Regions from separate parts of the Homo sapiens genome. Here all the other regions are linked to region 1. The links are chromatin loops, found by intact Hi-C in ENCODE. Cell type or tissue: heart left ventricle. All regions are shown on one strand.

Evidence for each region. Hi-C counts contacts between places; a loop is a spot of excess contacts. Peaks named below come from ENCODE experiments on the same cell type or tissue, not always from the same donor. Only the 100,000 strongest peaks of a DNase experiment are listed, where the experiment ranks them.
Region 2: it touches region 1 in a loop (3.0-fold over the local background); 17 of 110 quality-filtered maps call a loop at or near these places.
Region 3: a loop joins it to region 1, with 2.7 times the contacts of the local background. A loop is called at or near these places in 17 of 110 quality-filtered maps.
Region 4: a loop joins it to region 1, with 3 times the contacts of the local background. A loop is called at or near these places in 6 of 110 quality-filtered maps.

What each region holds. Positions count from the first base shown.
Region 1 is chr2:65,310,211-65,315,210 of GRCh38, reverse strand. SPRED2 (sprouty related EVH1 domain containing 2) reads left to right here. Exons shown (of 6, transcript NM_181784.3): 6 at 1,042-4,360. The coding sequence ends at 1,710. Among named protein-coding and RNA genes, the nearest start is that of ACTR2, 85 kb to the right of the region's middle. In heart left ventricle, a CTCF peak has its summit at 1,902; DNase peaks (open chromatin) are centred at 1,370, 1,810 and 4,600; H3K4me3 peaks cover 199 bases; H3K27ac peaks cover 2,324 bases.
Region 2 is chr2:65,379,935-65,384,934 of GRCh38, reverse strand. The region is part of intron 1 of SPRED2 (sprouty related EVH1 domain containing 2); the gene reads left to right. Among named protein-coding and RNA genes, the nearest start is that of SPRED2, 50 kb to the left of the region's middle. RefSeq lists enhancers at 1,547-1,596, 1,807-1,936. In heart left ventricle, a CTCF peak has its summit at 2,094; DNase peaks (open chromatin) are centred at 811 and 1,914; H3K4me3 peaks cover 1,560 bases; H3K27ac peaks cover 1,855 bases.
Region 3 is chr2:65,364,550-65,369,549 of GRCh38, reverse strand. The region is part of intron 1 of SPRED2 (sprouty related EVH1 domain containing 2); the gene reads left to right. Among named protein-coding and RNA genes, the nearest start is that of SPRED2, 66 kb to the left of the region's middle. In heart left ventricle, no CTCF peak of the experiment used is centred here; no DNase peak of the experiment used is centred here; H3K27ac peaks cover 440 bases.
Region 4 is chr2:65,545,336-65,550,335 of GRCh38, reverse strand. It overlaps the pseudogene RN7SL635P. Among named protein-coding and RNA genes, the nearest start is that of LINC03050, 55 kb to the left of the region's middle. In heart left ventricle, no CTCF peak of the experiment used is centred here; no DNase peak of the experiment used is centred here; H3K27ac peaks cover 1,418 bases.

The sequences.
Region 1 (5,000 bases):
TCCTCAACCCCTGAAAAACCTTCATGCCCAAAGGACTTCGAAAGCAAGAAGTCTCAGTTCTCTGCCTCCACTGAGAGGCCCTGGGTGAGCCAGGGTTATATGCATGTAATTAATAAATATTTATTCAGTGTCTGCTGCTCTGGACAAGGCAGGGTTGCAGCCTGTAGCAGGACTAACTGCAGAGAAAAGCCTCTTCCACCCTGAGGGAGAATGCAGCTTAGATTTGCAGGTTTCTAGAGGGTGTGGCTCTTGGTCTGGCCACTCACTATTTGTGAGATCCTGGCAGGAGTGAAACTTCAGTTTCCGGAGCCTTCACTCTATCCTTCTCCTGTCCGCATCTCACCAGATGACATGGTGAGCTACTGTTTCCTAGTGTCCCCTGTCTCTTGAAGGAGACACCCACAGGGAGAAATGCATCTCCTATTGTGATCCTTTGTGGACATATTGTGCACATATGGATAATGAAGTTTCGTAAAACAGGACTTACCTTCTCACATGTATTGCACTCCAGTGTCCTTATTCTATTTCAATTTTTAAAAAGCCAGCCTTACAAAAGAGAACATACCATACAAAAATAGGCAAAACTAATGCAGGCCTTTAGAAGTGAGTGTAGCCCTCACACTGGGGCTAGGAGATCCCTGAGGGAGGCGGAAGATACTCTGGGGCACAGGTCCTGTTCTGCCTCTTGATCTGAGTGTGCCATGCTCCTGAGAACGCATCACACTGTGCCCTTGCCATGTGCACACTCCCCTGCCTGTATGGCAGTGCGTCACCAGAAAGGGAAAATACTGCCGGTCTCAACCCACGAAATTGATTTCCTGGCCCATTAATGGATTGAGACTCTATTTGAAATACATCTCTGACTGGGCGACAGGATATTCAGTAATTTCAGGAAGGGTCTGTTTCTTCACGGAGCATCGTGATGGAGTTATCGAGAAAGGTGCATTTTGGACGGCTAGGGAGGGAGAAGGTGGGGTGTTTTTTTGTTTGTTTGTTTTTTGGCCGCTGCTGTAAAATAATGTCTCCTCTCCTACGGGACAGCCGATGCCAAGGCCCTACCGCCAGGTGAGCTTCCCGGACGACGACGAGGAGATCGTGCGCATCAACCCCCGGGAGAAGATCTGGATGACGGGGTACGAGGATTACCGGCACGCACCCGTCAGGGGCAAGTACCCGGACCCCTCGGAGGACGCGGACTCCTCCTACGTGCGCTTCGCCAAGGGCGAGGTCCCCAAGCATGACTACAACTACCCCTACGTGGACTCCTCAGACTTTGGCCTAGGCGAGGACCCCAAAGGCCGCGGGGGCAGCGTGATCAAGACGCAGCCCTCCCGGGGCAAGTCGCGGCGGCGGAAGGAGGACGGAGAGCGCTCGCGGTGCGTGTACTGCAGGGACATGTTCAACCACGAGGAGAACCGCCGGGGCCACTGCCAGGACGCGCCCGACTCCGTGAGAACTTGCATCCGCCGGGTGAGCTGCATGTGGTGCGCGGACAGCATGCTCTATCACTGTATGTCGGACCCCGAGGGAGACTATACAGACCCTTGCTCGTGCGATACTAGCGACGAGAAGTTTTGCCTCCGGTGGATGGCTCTTATTGCCTTGTCTTTCCTGGCCCCCTGTATGTGCTGTTACCTGCCCCTTCGGGCCTGCTACCACTGCGGAGTGATGTGCAGGTGCTGTGGCGGGAAGCACAAAGCGGCCGCGTGACTCAGTTTCCCTCCCTTCTCCCTCCATCCGCAGCCACAGGGGAACTCGTCTCTTACATACTCTCATCTTCTCCCCCGCTCCCTTCCACTCCAAGGAGCGAGGAGGGCAAGCGGCCTCCCAGCTCCCTGGTACCTCGAGGCACCATTCCAGCCAGGGACGCTGCCGGGTAGACTCTCCACTCCCCCTGCCGCCCACACTGCAGCAGCCACATCCATACACACACGCTCGCACAGTGTTCTGAGGAAGGAACCTTCGCCACAGACTCCTGTACTATTAACAATCTGTAACCAAGCTAACTGTCTCATCCATGTGTTGATTTCCTGTTTCCTCCTCCCCCGCCTCTTCCAGTTCAAAGGAGTCTGCAATTGGAACTGCTGATTTTCGGTGGGTTTTGTAGTTGATTTTTCCAAGAGCGTCGAAGACTCTCTTTCTCTTGGTTCACCTTGCCTGTCGCTAGCAAGCATCTGGTTCAGCGGAAATGGGATGTGAGAATGATGAAACCCGACAGAAGTATCTCAGCCTGCAGTCAGTTATTATGTATAGGAGGTGAGCTAGTTAACAAACTTGTACCACAAAACAATATCGCTTTAACTTTTCTAAAGCCAAATTTCCCATGTAAGCTGCAGTTTCTATCTTTAGCCCATCATCATTTTCTGCCCCCCCAAAATCTGTTGAAATGATTCACTGATGCAAAACATTCACCCGTAATAGACTGAGAATTGAGCCTTAACTTCAGATTAACTTGTGAGAATCAGGAAAATTCCTTCAACTGCATTGCATCCTCTTGGACCAGGGCTAGAATGGGGATTTCAGGTTTCTATGAGCCTCCCCATTACCCCTAAAGTAGAACATTTTTTAAATTGTGTTGCCACCACTTCTAAAAATTTAGCAATATTAGAATAGGATACTAGTGAAGTAAGAAATTTTGCTTGTTGTTTTGCAAACCAAATAGTTTCCTCAAACACAAATCAGTGTTCCCACGAACAAGTTCCAGTTGAGAAACACTAAGGTTATGGTGAATAAAACCATAGGGAGCTTCTTCCCCCCAACCCCTGGCTATTTTATATTAATGGGGAGAGGGGATTTTTAAATGTCATAAATTTGAAGAGTGGTGGGTTGCATTTTCTTCATGGGTTTATGTTTTCGTTTCATTTTGGACTCAATTTCACATCACCAAATTCCTCATTTATACTTGGGGAAAAAACAAGGCCATATGTAAAAACCCTTCCAATGCCTAAGTGTCTTTCTCCTGCAACTCCAAACCCAGACTCGCCACTTTGGGTGCACAGGTGGTTAGGTCAGCCAACTGGTTCTGCCTGTCGCCTTGCCACGGAGGAGGCTTCTAATTAGCTGGAAAAGAGTATTTTTCTAATACGTTGCAAGGATTAGCCAAATCTTCTTATTGAAGAAAGAAGAAAAGTGAAGAGTGGTTACCTATACCTAGCATAGTACAATCAGAACCTCGTGGAGACCACCGGGGACAGGCTTGCGGACGCCGGCTGTTCTTCCCGCCACGATCTTTCTGTGGTAGCGGCCAGCAGAAGACATGGCCTGCTCCCCACTCCCTTTCCCCACTCCTTCTTTATTGCACACAGGACACCAGTCTTCAAGGAAAGGGACTTTTTTCCAGTCTGCCAATCATATTGGGAAAGTGCTAGCTGTGCTCACCTTCATGGGGCTGTTTCCAGCTCGTCCACAAGCTCATCGATTTTCTTTAGTAGATTACCGGTGTAAATACCCAGTGTGCTTATGAGTCAGTTAGTAGACGTCTTCATTCATTGGAGTAACTGGTTTAGGCTTTCCAGTTTGGAAAAGGAGCAGAGAGCTGTCCATCTGGATTGATGGAAGAAAAGAGAACCTCATCCATGCCTGGAGAACATCTAGAAAACCTTCAGCCAGCCTCCAGTGCTGTCGAGAGACCACCTTCCCCCGACCCGGAGGCACTTCCTTGGGGTCTTTCTCTAGGGTCTCTTCTCTACAAAGCACAACACTAATGTTCGTTTCCTTAGACCTCAGTTCAAGTGCCCCTATTTATTTCAATAAGAACGCACATATCCCAGCTGTTTTTTGTTTGTCACCTCTATTTAGTTGTTACCTGTTTCTCTCTTCTTTCACCCCTTGTCCTTTTCCACCCTTTTAAGAGTTACGCTAGCAGATCTTACTCCACGTATACTTTTTGGTTTGTGAAGGCATCGGTTAAGGGCACAAAGACAGCCATGGGGACATTTATGTAAATACGTCTCTAATTGCCACACTGCAGCTGAACAGTGTGTAGTATTTTCCCAGTCAGCTTTGCCATACTGACGTCAATCATTTGAGAGAAATTATTCAGATTTTATTTTTGTATCTGTGGTAACAAAACATTAACCAAAAGATTTTCTGTCCAGAAGCCTCCCCGACCCCCCAAGCTATTTGCTCACATTAACAAATTAAAGTGCCTGAAGCATAATTCATTCTTTACCTGTATACTAAAAACCCTGTTGTATTGATTTTTTTATAATAAGCCTTTTTACCTCTGTGTAAAAAATATATATACAAGTGTATGATGTACATTTTAGTTCTTAACTTTTTTTTATGGTTTCTAATATGTATGACCAATGTAGCCATTGCTTTAAAATGTACCGTGTAAATATAAACACATCCTATCAGATCGCTGGCTTTGGGGTATTTGTCTGGCAGGAGACGAGGTGATGCTAGAGCGTTGGCAGATCTTGGAGTTCCCGCATACAGGATGGGACAGGGCTTCCTGTGCCGAAGGACATGTGGACACCGGTCTGTTTTTTCAAGGCCCTTTCCTCCTATGGTTATGTCATATTCCCAAGGGGAGACTGCAGCTCCTTGGGCTCGGATGCCTCAGTGAAAGGAAGGCTGCAGGCCACCGCCCAGGAACACCCCCTCTTCCTAGGCCTGGCTTCCCCAACGAGCGCTCCTCAGAGGGAACAGCTGTACTTCCTCTAAGTTGTTTTCCACTGATCCCTGCTGAACCTCAGGGATATGTGTGTGTGTGTGTGTGTGTGTGTGTGTGTGTGTGTGTGTGTGTGTAGTTTGGAGGACAATTTCTCGCAGAAAACAATTGTTAACACTGCAAGATGCTTGGTCTCCTCCGAGCAGCTCTCTTTGGCCCACTTTCCTTTCCAAATTGACACTTTGGATGCTCCAGAGCTACAGTGACAATCCCCAGGAGGAAATAAAGTATGAGGTCTTCTGAGGGTCACAGAGAAAAATTTCTCTAGAGAAAGGAGTAGGGCCCTTAAAAGGAGATATATAGGAGGGGCCTTGCGTCTTAGTGT
Region 2 (5,000 bases), 70 kb before region 1:
AATTTATAGCAGATCTACTGTGTGTCAAGTTTTGTTCTGAACAGGTGGAGAGGAGGGCACAGAAATGAACAGGCAATGAACAAGGAGCCTGGAACTCTTGGTGAATCGAGGTGTGCATGAGAGACAGGCAAATGAATAAGCATACTGTAAATCAAGGCCAGAGAGTGCCTCTGAATGGGGACCTGACAGGGTGGAAACCGATCTTCTTGTCTTGAAGTCTTCCTTGAGGGAAAGGATGAGTTTCACTGGAGTGAGGAAGAGGTAAGGAGGGCTTTTCTCCGTGGGGGTAGCATCTGCCTTCTGGGGTCGGTCTAAGGGAGGTGTGGGGAAGGGGCTGGCCTCACGGGCCTGCACCCTATGCTACCACACCGGCTTGCTCTCAGAAGGGCCCCACACTTGGTTTAATGCTCTGCTGTTGCTGCCTTGAAATTCTTACTAAGTTTTGAACTAATTATTATTTAGTTAATAAATAACAAATTATTTTCATTTTGTACCAGGCCCTGCAAATCATGCAGCTGGTCCTGCCTATGGAGATGGGACTGTAAAAGTAGATTTGGCTGGATTGTGAAGAGCTTTGCCCGTCAAGCTTGGGAACATCTGACTTTATTCCATAAGCAGTAGGGAGCCATGGAAAGTATGCTGACAGGGTTGGGAGAAAGGGGCACTGGAGGCTGTGAGACCAGGGAGGCCAGCAGTCCACCGAGGGAGGCTGATAACACCACGCTGGGATAGACACCGAGAGCTGCAGTTCCCACACCTGGTGGAGATAGGCCGGCTCTGGGCACTGGGAAGGAGGCCGAGAGCGGCCGTTGCAGGTGGCTGAGGCTTCTAGCTGAGCAGATCCTGCACATCAAGAATGCAGGAGAAAGAAGTCCCTCAGCCAGTGGCAGCGAGGCAGATGTTTTGCAGGAGTGGGGCAAGGCTCTTTCCAGAAAGACCCGGAAATCTCTGGTGGGACAGCTTGTAGAAACATGCACTGCAGCTGCTCAGCTACAGCAAATGACCTGCAGATCAAGGTTTTTGTCAGTATCGAGAGCTTCACTAGAACAAATATTCATCCAAAAATAAACTTCCCGTTCTTCCTGTTTTTATAACTTGCCTATTTCCTCTGAGTTTGAGGCTGGGCTCCAGTTCCATGGGTTATTAATCTTCAGAGGATCAAGACCTCTATAGAAGTATTTCCTGTACATGTTTATCTACCCAGCCCTAAATTATATTCTCCAAATGATAAGAGAACTTTTCCATACTCGTGTGTCAGACTTCTCCTTAGGGAGATTTCGATTAGGCACCACAGCAAGTAGGGCCAAACCAGAAAGCCTTATCTCAGAACATAGGGAACCCACGTAACGGTGGGGAGCGGCCTTTGGTGGGTTTTGATGGGCACTCAGCCTCCCTCCTCCATGTGAAAGGTAGCTTCTTTCTGGCCAGAGTTCTAAGGACATAAAGTAATAGCTGAAGAGGGCCCTATCTGAGGATATTTTAAATTCCCTGTTGAATACCACAGGGGATATTAGCTAAAGAAATTCTGCTCCTTTGAAGAGCTCAAAATACCCCTCATTGGACCATCACTTGTTCTTACAGCATCTTCCAACTAGAAACAGGGCCCCGGCCTCACAGACAAGGGAACTAGAGTGAACTTGGTGCTCATGACAGCACAGAGCAAGAGGGAAAAGCTCTGTTGAAGCTTGGGCCGAGTTCAGACCTGATAGACAAGTATGGTTAAGCAGGCGTGGGCGCTTTACTCATCGGCCCGGTCCACCTGCCTCTGGAGCCCTTCCTTGCTCTCCTACTTTTTGTGCTTACAGACGCCAAGCTAGCATGCCGGTGGTATTTTTAAAACGTAAGCCTTCTTGTATGACTCTTGCAGAGAGGCGGTGGTGACCGGGCTGCGTGGGTGGCGGCTTGTGCCGCAGCGGAACTTGGAGAAAGGCCAGCTGCCTTTTACTGAGGCCTTCCGAGGTGGGGCTGGGATGCCACATTTTTCAAACACACCACCGCAAGGCAGCACCCCTCCCCCTTAGAGATCCAGGTGACTCCACTGAGAATTACTGCGCCACACCGTGGCTTCTAGACCCACACTGTCAAGTATGTAGTCCTTGCCACCTGGGCTGTTGAACCTGGAAATGAGGCTTGTACGAACTGACTAAAAGTGCAAAATACACATTGGATTTTGAAGCCTTATTACAAAAAGAAAAAAAAGAATGTGAAGTATCTCATTAATGATTATTTTATTTTGGTTACTGTGGAAACAAATATTTTAGATATCTTGGTTTGTGTCAACTATGTTATAATTAATGACACCTGCTTTTTAATTACTCTTTAAATGTGACTACTAGAAAATTTTAAACTGTGTATGTGGCTCAGTTTCCATTTCTATGGGACAGTACCGCTAGTCTGTGCTGTGAGTTCAGCTGCCAGTTGTGGCTTTGAAACCAGTACATTCCCAGAGGCTCCTCTCCTTAGTGGTCTGGCTGAGGGGGGGTTACCCAGCCCTAACCCTAGACTGCCTAGGGTAGTGTGTGGGACAGCCTGCTTCCAGGCAAAAAGTTAATAATTTAATAAGCAGCAGCAAGAATTTCTAAAAATCCTTTCCAAAGCACCCCCCCTGGCTTTTTTTTCTTCTTCTTCTTCGTAGCCTTCTTCCTGGACCAGCCTTCTTCCTGGAAATCTTTTTTTAAATGCAGAACTCTTCCCTTCTGTCCCACATGGGACCTGTGGAGGTGATGGTGTCCAGAGGGGCTATTGTTTTATTTTATTTTCTTGTTTAAATTGTTCTTTTGCCCACAGGTCAGGCTGCTCCAGTAGCTGCCTTTTAACCCTTCCTCTGCAGGACCATCTCAGAAACCACCCAGCAAAGACTGGGAAGCCACTCTTTTAGACCAGTTCCCCCTCCCTTCTCCCTTTGGAGTGGTTACTCAAGCGCAGACATATATTGGGAAAACACAAGGTGGATGTGAAACCAAGGAAACTCCTGCTTTGAGAAGTACAGAAGTGCAGACCCACAACCAACCTCCTAATGTCAAGCTGGCATTTTAGGAAAAAGGTGTGTGTGGTGGGGGGAATTCCACTGGTGTCTGAAAGCCCCCAAGTAATTCCCTGTTGCAAGGAGGAGTCTCATGTTGACTTCAGAGGTCCAGGCAGAACCTGTTGAATTGCACAGTTCCCATTTGCTAGAGGATATTACACGGTGAGATCTCTCTGCTCAGGGACCGGGGCTGAGGGCTTCTGTCATCAGCCAGTGGAGCGGCCCTGCACCGAGGCACCTCCCTGCTTTTGCCACATTTTGCCCACCCTGCTGTCTGTCATGTACTGAACCTTTGCTGGAATAATTGCCATAGGTGTCAACATGTATTAAGGGCTTGCTGTATGAAGGTACTATGCAAAGTGCCTTTTGCTATGTGCAGCTAACTAGCATAACAAACCCCAAGATGCCCCAGAGGAGATACTCTTGTTTCCCTGTTTTGCAGATAGAGAAACTGCAGGTTAGAGAGATGAAATAAGTTGACCAAGCTAGAAATTGGTGGGCAGGGAACACAACTTGGGCCATGCTGCTTTAGAGCTGCCGAGTGTTTAACTGTTAAGGTGTCATTCTGCACTGCCTAGACCAGCCCATGTATGTTACCGTTCCATTCTGCATGAGCATTTGTCTATTATCAAGACATCTGCTGGTGCAGGCTGGGACACAACACCAAGGGAGGGTTAAATTCTGGGTTGCCAAACCAGCTGAGCTACGAGTTGAGGAGCACTGAGCGCCTCTGAGCTTTGCTGGGCTAACTTGGTGAGGTTTGGAAATGAGCAAAGGGGTAAGAAAGAGCCATGTGTCTGGAGTCAGGCTGCCTATTTGGTTTGACCTCTCAATGGCTTCATAGGTTGGGCTACTCCTTCTCTGGGCAGCAGTTTCCCCAGTTCTAAAATGGGGATCCTAAGAGCGCCTTCCTCAGAGAACTGCAATGAGAATTAAAGAGGACACATAAAGGCAAAGTGTACTTGGCATGTCAATGTCATTAATATCATTAATGCCATTTAATGCTCTTTGATGGAGCATAATCTATATAACATGTAATAGAAGATATAATCGTGGCTTGAATTTTTTGTTGTTTTAAGGCAAACACTTCAGAGCATGTACCTTTGCATCTGAACACATACGTCTGTATTTGAATGTTATATCTTTCAAAGCCATGACCTCACCTCAGGAGACTCCTCTCTCAACTTGATCTCACAGCCATTTACTGGAAACATTTTCAGAAGCCTTTGTGGAACTCTTTTCAGAAGAAAAAAAGAGAGAAAGTGGGGGCCATACTTGGCACTAGTAAGTATTTATCTTGTAAAGGTAGATTTTTAAGTTTATTAGAGCTAAGTTTGGTAAATAAGTCCAGAACAAGCTTTGAGCCACTGAAATTTTAAAAATGGTGTTTAACTAACAGTAAGGATGGAATTTTTTTTAATGGCTGACTCATTCATGATTGACTAGCCTCGAAGGCAGTTCCATAAGAAAGGTTCCAGACAGCTTTTGACTTCTGACAGCGTCTCTGGAACGCCAGTAGAGTCTCCTGGGGCAAAAGCTTTAATGACAGGGGTTTGGGGATGAGTACGCAGCCTTGACTAAGATCTATAAGGTTGAGTCTAGAGAGAAAAAATTAGTCTTATTTACACCTACGGTATTAAGTGATACTGGCACCTGAGTCGACCTTGTCTTTGGGGCTTGCATAGCTACAAATGGGACCAGTAACAGAGAAGGTTCTCTGCATCCAAGGAGTAGAGTCCAAAACGTGACTTTTGACTTAGGTTGACTTGCACACCAGGTTTCTCTATACCTTATGATATACAGAATTCAAACCTGAATATGTGAGTGCAGGTCAAGGGAAGGACCCTCAGGTTGGTATCCTCAGCAAGGACTTTAGAGTTGGGTGTGTAAGAAGCACTCAACCTCCTTGTATAGTGCCACGGACAGAGCAGCCAGGGCAGCTGGAAAGCAACACCCAGCTGGGGTGGGTGGAGGA
Region 3 (5,000 bases), 54 kb before region 1:
ACCATGTTTTGATGCCTTTGTTGTTATAATGAGTAAAATGTGTTCTGAAGAAAACTTAGAGTAAAAGTAAAAGATCAGGGGAAAAGTATCGCATATGCTATCACCACCAAAGTTCTTTCTTCAGGCTTATTGGGATGGTAGTGGGGGTTGGGGGTGGGGATTCTGTGGTCAAATAAATTTGGAAAATGCAAGCCTAGAAAAACTTGAACAATATTCTCAGGGATATAGTATGATGTTTTCCCAAAATGTGTGCATGTGTGTGTGTATGTGTGTGTGTGTGTATGTGTATGTATGTGTCTCCCCTTATAAAAATGTTTATAAGGAATATCCTTTGAGAAACCCAAACCCAGAGGCATTTCCCAGTGTTAACACTTTGGTAAATTTCTTTATGGTCCAATATTTTTCAAATGGGTGGGCATGTCAGCAACAGTAACTGTGGTGATTATTAAATACTTAAAAAATCATTTTTTTTTGAGACATGGTCTTTTGCTCCATCACCCAGGCTGGAGTGCGGTGGTGCAAACATAGCTTACTGCAGCTTCAGCCTCCCAGGTTCAGGCTATCCTCCTGCCTCAGCTTTCTGTGTAGCTGGGACCACAGGCATGCACCACCATGCCCAGCTACTTTTTGTATTTTTTGTAGAGACAGGGTCTCACTTTGTTGCCCAGGCTGGTCTCCAGCCTCAAGCAGTCCTCCCACCTCAGCCTCCCAAAGTGTTGGGATTACGGGCATGAGCCACTGCACCCAATAATCTCTTTTTTAATTTTTTTAGGAATAGGGGTTATATATATTCATTCCTGTGTGTTTGTGAATGTTTAAGTTTATTTTGAAACAGTTCATAATTACAGAAATGTTGCAAGAACAGTATGAAGGACTCCCCTATTCTCATTTCCCCATTTGTTACCATTTTACTATCTTTGCCTTATTCTCATTGTTTGTGCATGTGTGCACACATTATTATTGCTATTATTTTTGTATTTTTCATTACTGAAATCTGAATTATAAAATTCTTCAATGAACTGTGAACTTATTTCTCCAAAATACTATAGAAACTCAAATTAGACTACAAGTTTATTAATTTCCCCCATTTCTACCTGCTGCATTAAGGTAAATTATGCTTTTCAAGTGTGTGAAAAGTTATAAAATTTCAAGGAAACATTTTGATAAGGCTGCAGCCTGCAGTCCTCGTGAGGAGGAAAGAATTGTCAAAGCCAAGGAAGTCTTCAGTTGAGGCCCATGCACAATCCTAATCAGTCTGGATTAGTGAGGTTGTAATTTGATGTTGGATGGGACTGTCCCAACCATTTGGAGCCAGTTTGAAGTCCTATTAGACAGGGTCCTTTAAGAATTAGAGTCAGCTGTTTGCTGAGGTGTGAACCTCAGCCTGAAACATGCTTCCATTTTTAAGTTTCAGGACTAAGGGGGCCATGCAGGAGCTCTGGGCTTTAGTGACCCCTCTATTTTGTTTCCTGTGGTGACTTGTCATGTTTTCACAGCGCATCAATATGGATAGTTTTTAAAGTGACAGCCAGTTTCAACAGTGGTTTTATTTCACATACATTGGAGCTTCCATATCTGGATTTTTTTTTTGTCAGCCACTAAATCAAAGCTCTTCCTCCTCCAGATGGTTTAAGACACCCAATTTGAACATTAAGTGAGTCAAGCAAACCCTGTGCCACATTACCAAAGGGCCTGCTGGTTTAAGAGACTATGGATGTGACTTACATAACCTCTCATGGAGCATTTCCAAAACCTTGTAAGGAAGCTGGGTATAGTCACCTCTCCTTCATAACGTTAACACTGAGCCATGAAGCCAGGGCTTGTGTCCTCAGAGAATGCATAAGGAAACAATCACCAGATCGCCCTGGGAGGAGAAGGCACTAGGCGTTTGTTCAGGAGGTTGATGCAACACTCACAACAGCCGCAGGATACATGTATCATACCTCCCAGCTGGAAGGCAGAAACAACTTCAAGTTCAGCTCCCACACTCACATGTGTGGTAGCTCTATACCTAACTAGAAAAGTGCCTTGTTTAGGTATAAATTAGATTGCAGGGACTGAAAAAAAAATTTTTTTTAATTTTTAAAAACATTTTATTATGAAAATTTTCAAAGATACTTCAAAAAAGAGAAATACAGTCAGCCTGCATATACGCACTACACAGATGCAACCATTTATCAAGATTTTGCCACATTTCTTTACCCCGTCCCTTATTTATTTTTTGCTAAAATATTCACAACAAACCCCAGATATCATATCATTTTACCCCTAACATACTTCAACATGCCTCTCTAAAAAAGTAGACATTTTATAAACACAATGCCACTATCCCACCTATAAAATTAATCCAGGACCAAAATTTTGATGTATACTTTTTACATAGCTTCTGCAGCTGGGTAACCTCACAGCACAAGAATCAACAAGTCCATGCCTACACGAATTCAGCTGATAACTTTAAAGAGAGGGATCCTTGCTCTCAACTTTGGACGAAATTCTTTGGTTTGGGGCTGGGGGCAGGTGAAGAATTTGCACTTGTGGTTCTCCAGAATGTAATCTCAGGTATTGAACTGTGCCATTTGCTTCCTGGGCATTTCATCCTTTCATCAATGATTGGTAATCATAACTTACAGGAATTTTTAAAACAATATTTTAATTGGAAAACGCATCTGTCAGCTGTCAGGCTTCCAGTTTCCACTTTTGAGAAGCAGGATGTTGAATGTGAGTAATGACACAACAGGCCTATAAAATGCGGACTAACCCTCGGATGACTCATCCGGTACAATGCAGTATATTTGTCAAGGAGACTGAATCATATATGGGGGAAACCACTTCTCAGGCAGCCAGCTGGTTCTCAGGTCAGCAAGAGACGATCCATTTTTATCGGAAGCTTTATAGTAGCAATAATGCTAATACCCAGCACTCGGGCTCCACAATGTAGAGGAAATGGCATCGCCTGGCAGGTACGTGCTTACTGTTTACATGAACTTTATTTTTTCATTGTTCTCTTATTCTTAACCTTTCTGGTGCCTGCTTTTAGCATTTTTTTAAAGGAGAAAATTTATCCTAGTTGTAGAGGACCACAGTGTGTATGTGTTTGTATTTGTGTGTGCCCACGTGCAAGGACAGATAGGTAACCTCTGGTCTGTTGATAGACACAGAGCTCTTAGCCTCTCATGCCTCTTTCTGAAAACAAATTTCTCCTTAGATATTCTGATAGAAATGTTTTGTTGTTGTTGTTGTTGTTTTTTATTATTAAGTCCTGAATCTAAAAGATGCTGCCTAGGAAACAGCTTGCAGAGATGGTATACCTCTTGGGTGGGTAGTGTAGAGCTTTAAAACAAATGAATAAGCAGAGGTGAGCTGAAGGAGGTGGTCTAACAATTACTATTGTGTTACGTTGGATTTCTTTCAGTACTGTGCTTTTTTCCTACCCCCATGATGCGTGACTTAATGCAAGAAAGCTTTATTCCCCTACGGAGTGAATAGGGTGGGTTTTGTTTGTTTGTTTGTTTGTTTGTTTTTATAAATCACAATTTGCTCATACTGAATTCATGCATTAACTTTTTCTAGGTGGGAGAAAGGGTAGTGGGGATTTGGTAGCAACATTTAATTATAGCGTTCACATGATCTGAAGGATCATTCTGCATAATTGGGAGGCTGTGTCTGCCTGTCTGACCCTCTCTCTTTCTTCACCCACTAAATTTAAACAATGTCTGACTAGTTAAAGCACATATCTTATTTATTTGAGTGTATTAAACATTCCTATGTGTGTTGACAGTCTATTCAGTGTCTCCTCATATTTTAAAAAAATACTTTGTGAGTCTTGCTTGTTAGGGACAGATGCTATAGTTAGTTTATAGCAGTACTATTTATGCTTTCCTGGTCTGTCTGTCCAGAATGGCTAGGTCAGGACCTATAACACAACTGCCCACAAATTTGCCTAAGATTTAGCATTTGTGGAGCAGCCCAGTGTATAGCAGTAAATCCTGTTATCACTCAGAGAGCATTAAACAGATCTGGGGTTACCAAGCTGGAAAAATCGGCAATCTTTGTTTCTCTTCCCCTTTCTTATAAAATCCATAATAATGACTTGTTTTCCTTGAAGTGTATGAATTTTAAGCTGTCAGTAAATGCATTCAATTTACTTAACTACATTCAGAAATTCCTATAATTTGGAAAACCAGCATGAAGGGAGTTTGTTTCTGTTTGTTTTGTAGATTAAGGGGTGTACTTTTTATAGAATGGCCAATTTGTTTTTGGAGACAAGACCATCTCTAAATTTCATTAATTTTGCATTCTATAAATGAAAGCCACCTGTTATGCTGTAACGTGCTAATTATGGTAGAGGACAATAATGAAGAAGAACAGTATTTGAAATATGTGGGGGTTTTGCTAAGAATTTTCATGCCCACATCTGTAGTGCTTATTTTTATGTGTGTATACATGCATATATAGTACACATTTAATAATAGCACTTGGTGACATTAAAAAATACTTCAGATTCAAAGTGAGGGCCATTTTTTATTAACAACATTTTTTTAAGTTGTGAAAGAAAGGCTACTTTAAAAGTGTTAGCTTGAACTAAGACCCATATTTTGCCATCTTATAGTAAACGGGGTTTTTTCTTATAGTTTTGGTGAATGCCACACTCAACTTAGGGTTCACTTTATCAAATTCATTAGAAAAATATACATTAATTTTGTTTTATTTTAAAGACAGAATAACTAATTTCCTGTGCTTTCACGGAAACATTAGGTTTCATGGTAGCATTTTTTTTTTCCTTGAGGCCTATGGTAAATGATTATAGTCAGGGATAAAAAAAACATTTATTTTAAAGTTCTTGATTTAGTGACACTTTCTGTGTCTTGTTTTTCTGTGATTTGTATAGTTGGGACTCGCTCAGGTCCTGTCCACATTCTTTCCAGAGCACCATATTCTGTTAGCTTTGGTTACAGTACACAGAGGGTATACTGACCATTGAAATTGGACAATGATAATCA
Region 4 (5,000 bases), 240 kb before region 1:
TGTTTCCGACCCCACTCCTGAATGTATGACAGGCATTTGCTGAGAACAAAGGCTACCATTAGGCATCGCGGCTGATGCTGTGAGAGTCTAAAGGATACACTTTCTACCAGGAGGCTTTCCGCCTAGGAAAGGGGAGACATGAATCTAAATGCACTAGATGAGAGAGCTGTGTAGATGCGCGTCTTCCTCACTGGTCTCAGTCATTTTTTAACCTCCCGCTTACCCACAGTACTGCACCTGGCATGCAGATGATGCTCCCATAATGTTTGGTAAGCATTACATGCAAAATACAAAAGACAGTTCATAGGAGGAAGAGAATGTGTACATGTAATTGCGGTGCATTGGGGCCCATTTATAACAGGGTTTCTCAAGAGTGGCACTGTCAACATCTGGGGACAGGTAATTCTTTATTGTGGGGGCCGTCCTGGCTCTTGTAGGATCTTTAGCAGTATCCCTGGCCTCTCTGCACTGGATACCAGGAGCGCTCAGCCATGATAATTGAAAGTGTCTGCAGCCATTGCCAGATATTCCCAGAGATAACGTCACCCCCACTGAGAATCACTAGGTTATAGCTTTTGTGTCATCCCACTGTCCAATCCTCCTGCCAGGGTCCTGTGTTCTGAGGTTTTTCTATTCCATTTCTAAGAAAATTATGCTTCCTAAAATCTGTGACCTCAGAACTTTATTCTCTGTTTTTCAAAATGTTGATCAAGTCATGCAATAGTGAATTCAAATGAAACTGGTTAACGGAAAAAGATACTAGTAGTTCCCTCACCCACATTCATCTCCAGAATCCATTTGTCACTGGAACATCTGAATAGGGCCACTTGGAAGCAGCCCCATGACATATTAACATCCTACAACATAAACACCCAGATGGCACAAGGGAGGCCCCCACACCAACACTTCACAAGAGCCGCCCCAACCAGCCACTGAGCACAGGAGCTTCGGCTTACAAAAGGCAGCTTACTCCCACCTACCAGGATCACAGAGCATGGCAGAGTGGCCTAGTCACCTTTGAAAGATTGCCTACTCTGTCCAAGATCTAAAAGCCATTGCTTAGAATGGTGACAGTTTTAGGTTACATCCAAATCTGGATCTGAAACCACTTTCCAAGTGTCTGTGTGTCCCCACCTCCTGCTGCAAGGGCTGCCTCAAGATGGGATGCAGGGTACATGACCTAAACGCCCAAAACCCCAGTAAGCATTTCTCATTGAGATCCACCTGCTGGCCCTTCTTAAGGGACAGAGCAAGCGAGTGGAGAGAAAGCCCAGGGACTCGGGTCACCTGCAGAAATGACAATCAGGAAAGCCGTGAGCCGGTTCCCCCACTGGGGCATATTCTGCTTTCTCCTCTTGCCTGAGTTGACTGTGACACGAAGACATTCCTCAGACCCAGTCCCAGTTACCAGAGGTGAGTCAGCTCAGCCCAACAATCCCAATTCAATGCTTATTCACAAATTGTAATTTTAGTACAATAGGGCACAGCTTTAAATAAGAGCTATGAGAAACCCACCCACCTATGACATGGCAGTGGGCTGCTCATCTCCCCACTCTGGGTGGACATTCTGTTAGTCATAGAGGAGCATCTGGGCCCAGCTCACTTGTCTCCCCACTTTCTTGTATCTCCAGACATTTTACCAAACAGACACTGAGTCAGAATAAGTAGGTTTAGCAATTAAAATCTGCGTGGAGGCTGCCTTCAGAAGCATTTGGAGGATTTGGAAATAAATATTCCTCCACTGCAAATCAAACACTCATTGTAAAAACCTGAATGTAATATGCATGAAGACAAACTCGAGCTGAAATCTCATGACATAATCTTTTTCTCCTTCAACGAGGAACATAAAGGACTTCCATTCGCTTGCAGGGCAGGCTGAATAATTCAGAGTAGAAGCAGAATGGTCTCTAAGTACAAGAAGCAGTGAGATCCTGTCAAAGGAAGCATCTACCTGGTTCTGAACACAGAAATTTCCATTGGAAACACTGTGCAGACAAGGAATGCCCCTAGACGACACCCTATCACACTAAAGCCGGGGTGTTGAAATGAGGCAGAGTCAGGTAGTCTGAACACACCCGATTTCTGGTCAATGCTTCCTTCAGCCTCAGAGAGGAAGTCAAGAGCTAGATGTTTCTGTATTTTGGCCAACCCTACAAGGCCAGCTGGAGAAGGCCCCCTGCAGCATCTCATCCCAGATGGAAGGAAAGGCACCCGAGCCACCAAGCCTGACATCATGCCAGGAAGATGGTCCTTCAGGATGGGTCATCTTTGTCCTCTCCAGGCCTGTTGTGGGAGCTGTGAGCCTCCTGGACCTGCTGGACCGCTCTAACAGGAGGTGGTTAGAGCCCCAGCTTAATATGGCCAAGGTTTGTCTTCCATTTACATGAGGATCACTGGATATCCCCCTTTTATAAAGTTCCTGGATTACACACTGCACCTCCCACCCCTGGTAGCTGGTGCAAACATCTGCCACCCAGGATCCATGCAGATCCAGTCTCACACACATGCATACACACACACACACACACACACACACACACACAACCTAAAAGCATCATTCCCAGAGCCAGAGCCTGCCACAGCCTCCTACAGGCAGCCCAGCTCCTGTTCAAGGTGAGGTCTAAGAGTTCCCAGCAGAACAGGGCCTGTCCCAAGGACATGAGCTATAACAAAGCCAAATTGTTTCACACTCTAGTCTTGACTAAGGAGCTCTCATTTTTCCATCTGGATGTCCAAAGCCACACTGCAGGCTGGCAGTGGATCCAGGCTAGAATGGACTTCTACTCTGAACGTAAGACACTGTTTCCATCATTCATTATGAGATACAAAATCTACATTCAAATGTCTCAGTCTGTAAAACTCCAGGCTAGTGGTTCTTAGCATTTTTAGGGTCACAGACTCCACTGAGAAATTGATAAAAACCAAAGACTCTTTGCCTGGTCAAATGTACTTTCACATAAAATTGATGGCACAGTTTTAGGGCTTAAAAGAAGCCCTGAAAACCATCCATAAATGACTAAAAGCCTCTTCCCTGGTCACTGGATTGTAAAGCAAGAGGGCACTTCCTAACCACTTTGCACCTGCCCAACTTCAGGTAATCTCAGTTAAAACGTCTCTTGTGTTAGGGTAAAGCACCAGTATTTCCTGGACTGGTCAAGAGTTAAGCCTGCAAGTAGCAGAAACTTCCTGGCTCACTTCTATGTGCTGGCAATGGGCAACATCTCTCAGCAGCTATGATTTTTTTTTTTTTTTTTTTGAGACGGAGTCTCCCTCTGTCGCCCAGGCTGGAGTGCAGTGGTGCCATCTCAGCTCACTGCAAGCTCCGCCTCCCGGGTTCACGCCATTCTTCTGCCTCAGGAGCGAGTAGCTGGGACTACAGGCGCCCGCCACTACGCCCGGCTAATTTTTTGTATTTTTAGTAGAGACGGGGTTTCCCGTGTTAGCCAGGATGGTCTCGATTTCCTGACCTCGTGATCCGCCAGCCTTGGCCTCCCAAAGTGCTGGGATTACAGGCGTGAGCCACCGCACCCGGCCTGCAGCTATGATTTGTTGAGCGGTTACTACATGCCAGGCCCAAAGCAGGGCTCCCATGCATTTTTGTCCTTTAACCCTTAAAATTACCCTATAATTGCAGGATCAATGTTTCCATTTTACAGATGAGGGCATTAAGGCTCAGAGAGGTGAAGTGCCCTTCTCAAGAAGTCCTGCAAGCTGCAAGTATGCCTGCCAACGCACTAAGGGCCCATCAATTGCACCAGGCATGGTCAGCCCGAGCAAATGCCTTCCTCTAAATTAGTAGGACTGGGCTAAAATCCCAGAGTACTTGGTGAGAGAGTTGCTAAAAATTTTGACTGTTTGCAAACTGGGATTGTCTTCATTTTTATTTGCCTTTGGACTTCCTGTTTAGAGATGAAAACAAGCACAGAATTTTCCGGAGGCCTACTCTTTCTGAATTTGTAATAGAACTACAAAAAGAACACTAATTTCAAGGAAGCCTCCATCTCCTCTTATAGATAAGATGTGTGTGTGATGAATGAAAACAAAAACTTAGCTCAGTGTGGAAGTTGATCATCAATAATGACATCAACTCAGCTTTAGTCACATTTAAAAAAAACTAGGAGTCTAACAACTGCATTTTAAAATAACAGTGACTGAACAAGCTTGGTAAGTAAGATCATTAGACAGACATTTAGAGAGTGACTTAGCCCTATGCCTGGCACTGTTCTATGCCCTGGCAATGCAGAGGTGGTAAGGCAAGGTCCTCTCCACAGCAAACTCATCATTAGCAGGGGAGGTGGGGAAGACATGTGATTAACTGGAATAACAATGTGTTAACTGCTTTACCAGTGATTTGACTGAGGTGCCAAAGGCCAGAGAGCAGGAAGTGAGTAATGCTGGGGAAAGGAGAGGAAAGGCCTCAGAGGCTCAGGGAAGGTCTCAGGAGGTCAGGGAAGGAAGAAGAAGATCTCTCCAAGTCCAGAAGGGCACTGTGGATGGAGGACACAGCGTCAATGGGAACCAGAGGGAAACTCATTAGAGACGAGAGCTGGCTGAGGTGCAGGCTCCATGTGTGGCAGGAGGAGATACAGGATGGGAGCCAGAATAGGAAGGCGGTAGCCACATGCTGAAGGCCTTGGTGGCTGGGCAGTGGCTCACACCTGTAATTCCAACACTTTAGGAGGCCGAGGCAAGAGGATTGCTCAAGCCCGGGAGTTCTAGGCTACGGTGCACCACGCCGATCAGGTATCTACAGTAGGTTTGTCATCAATATGGTGACCTCCCTGGAGCAGGGGACCACCAGGTTGCCTAGGCAGAGTGTACCAGGCCAGGTCAGAAACTAAGCAGGTCAAAACTCCCATGCTGATCAGTAGTGGGATCATGCCTGTGAATAGCCACTGCACTCCAGCCTGGGCAACATGGTGAAATCCCATCTCAAAAAAAAAAAAAAAAGGCCTTGGTCAACTATGAGGAGTCACCAAGAGGTTTTTTTTTTTTTAATG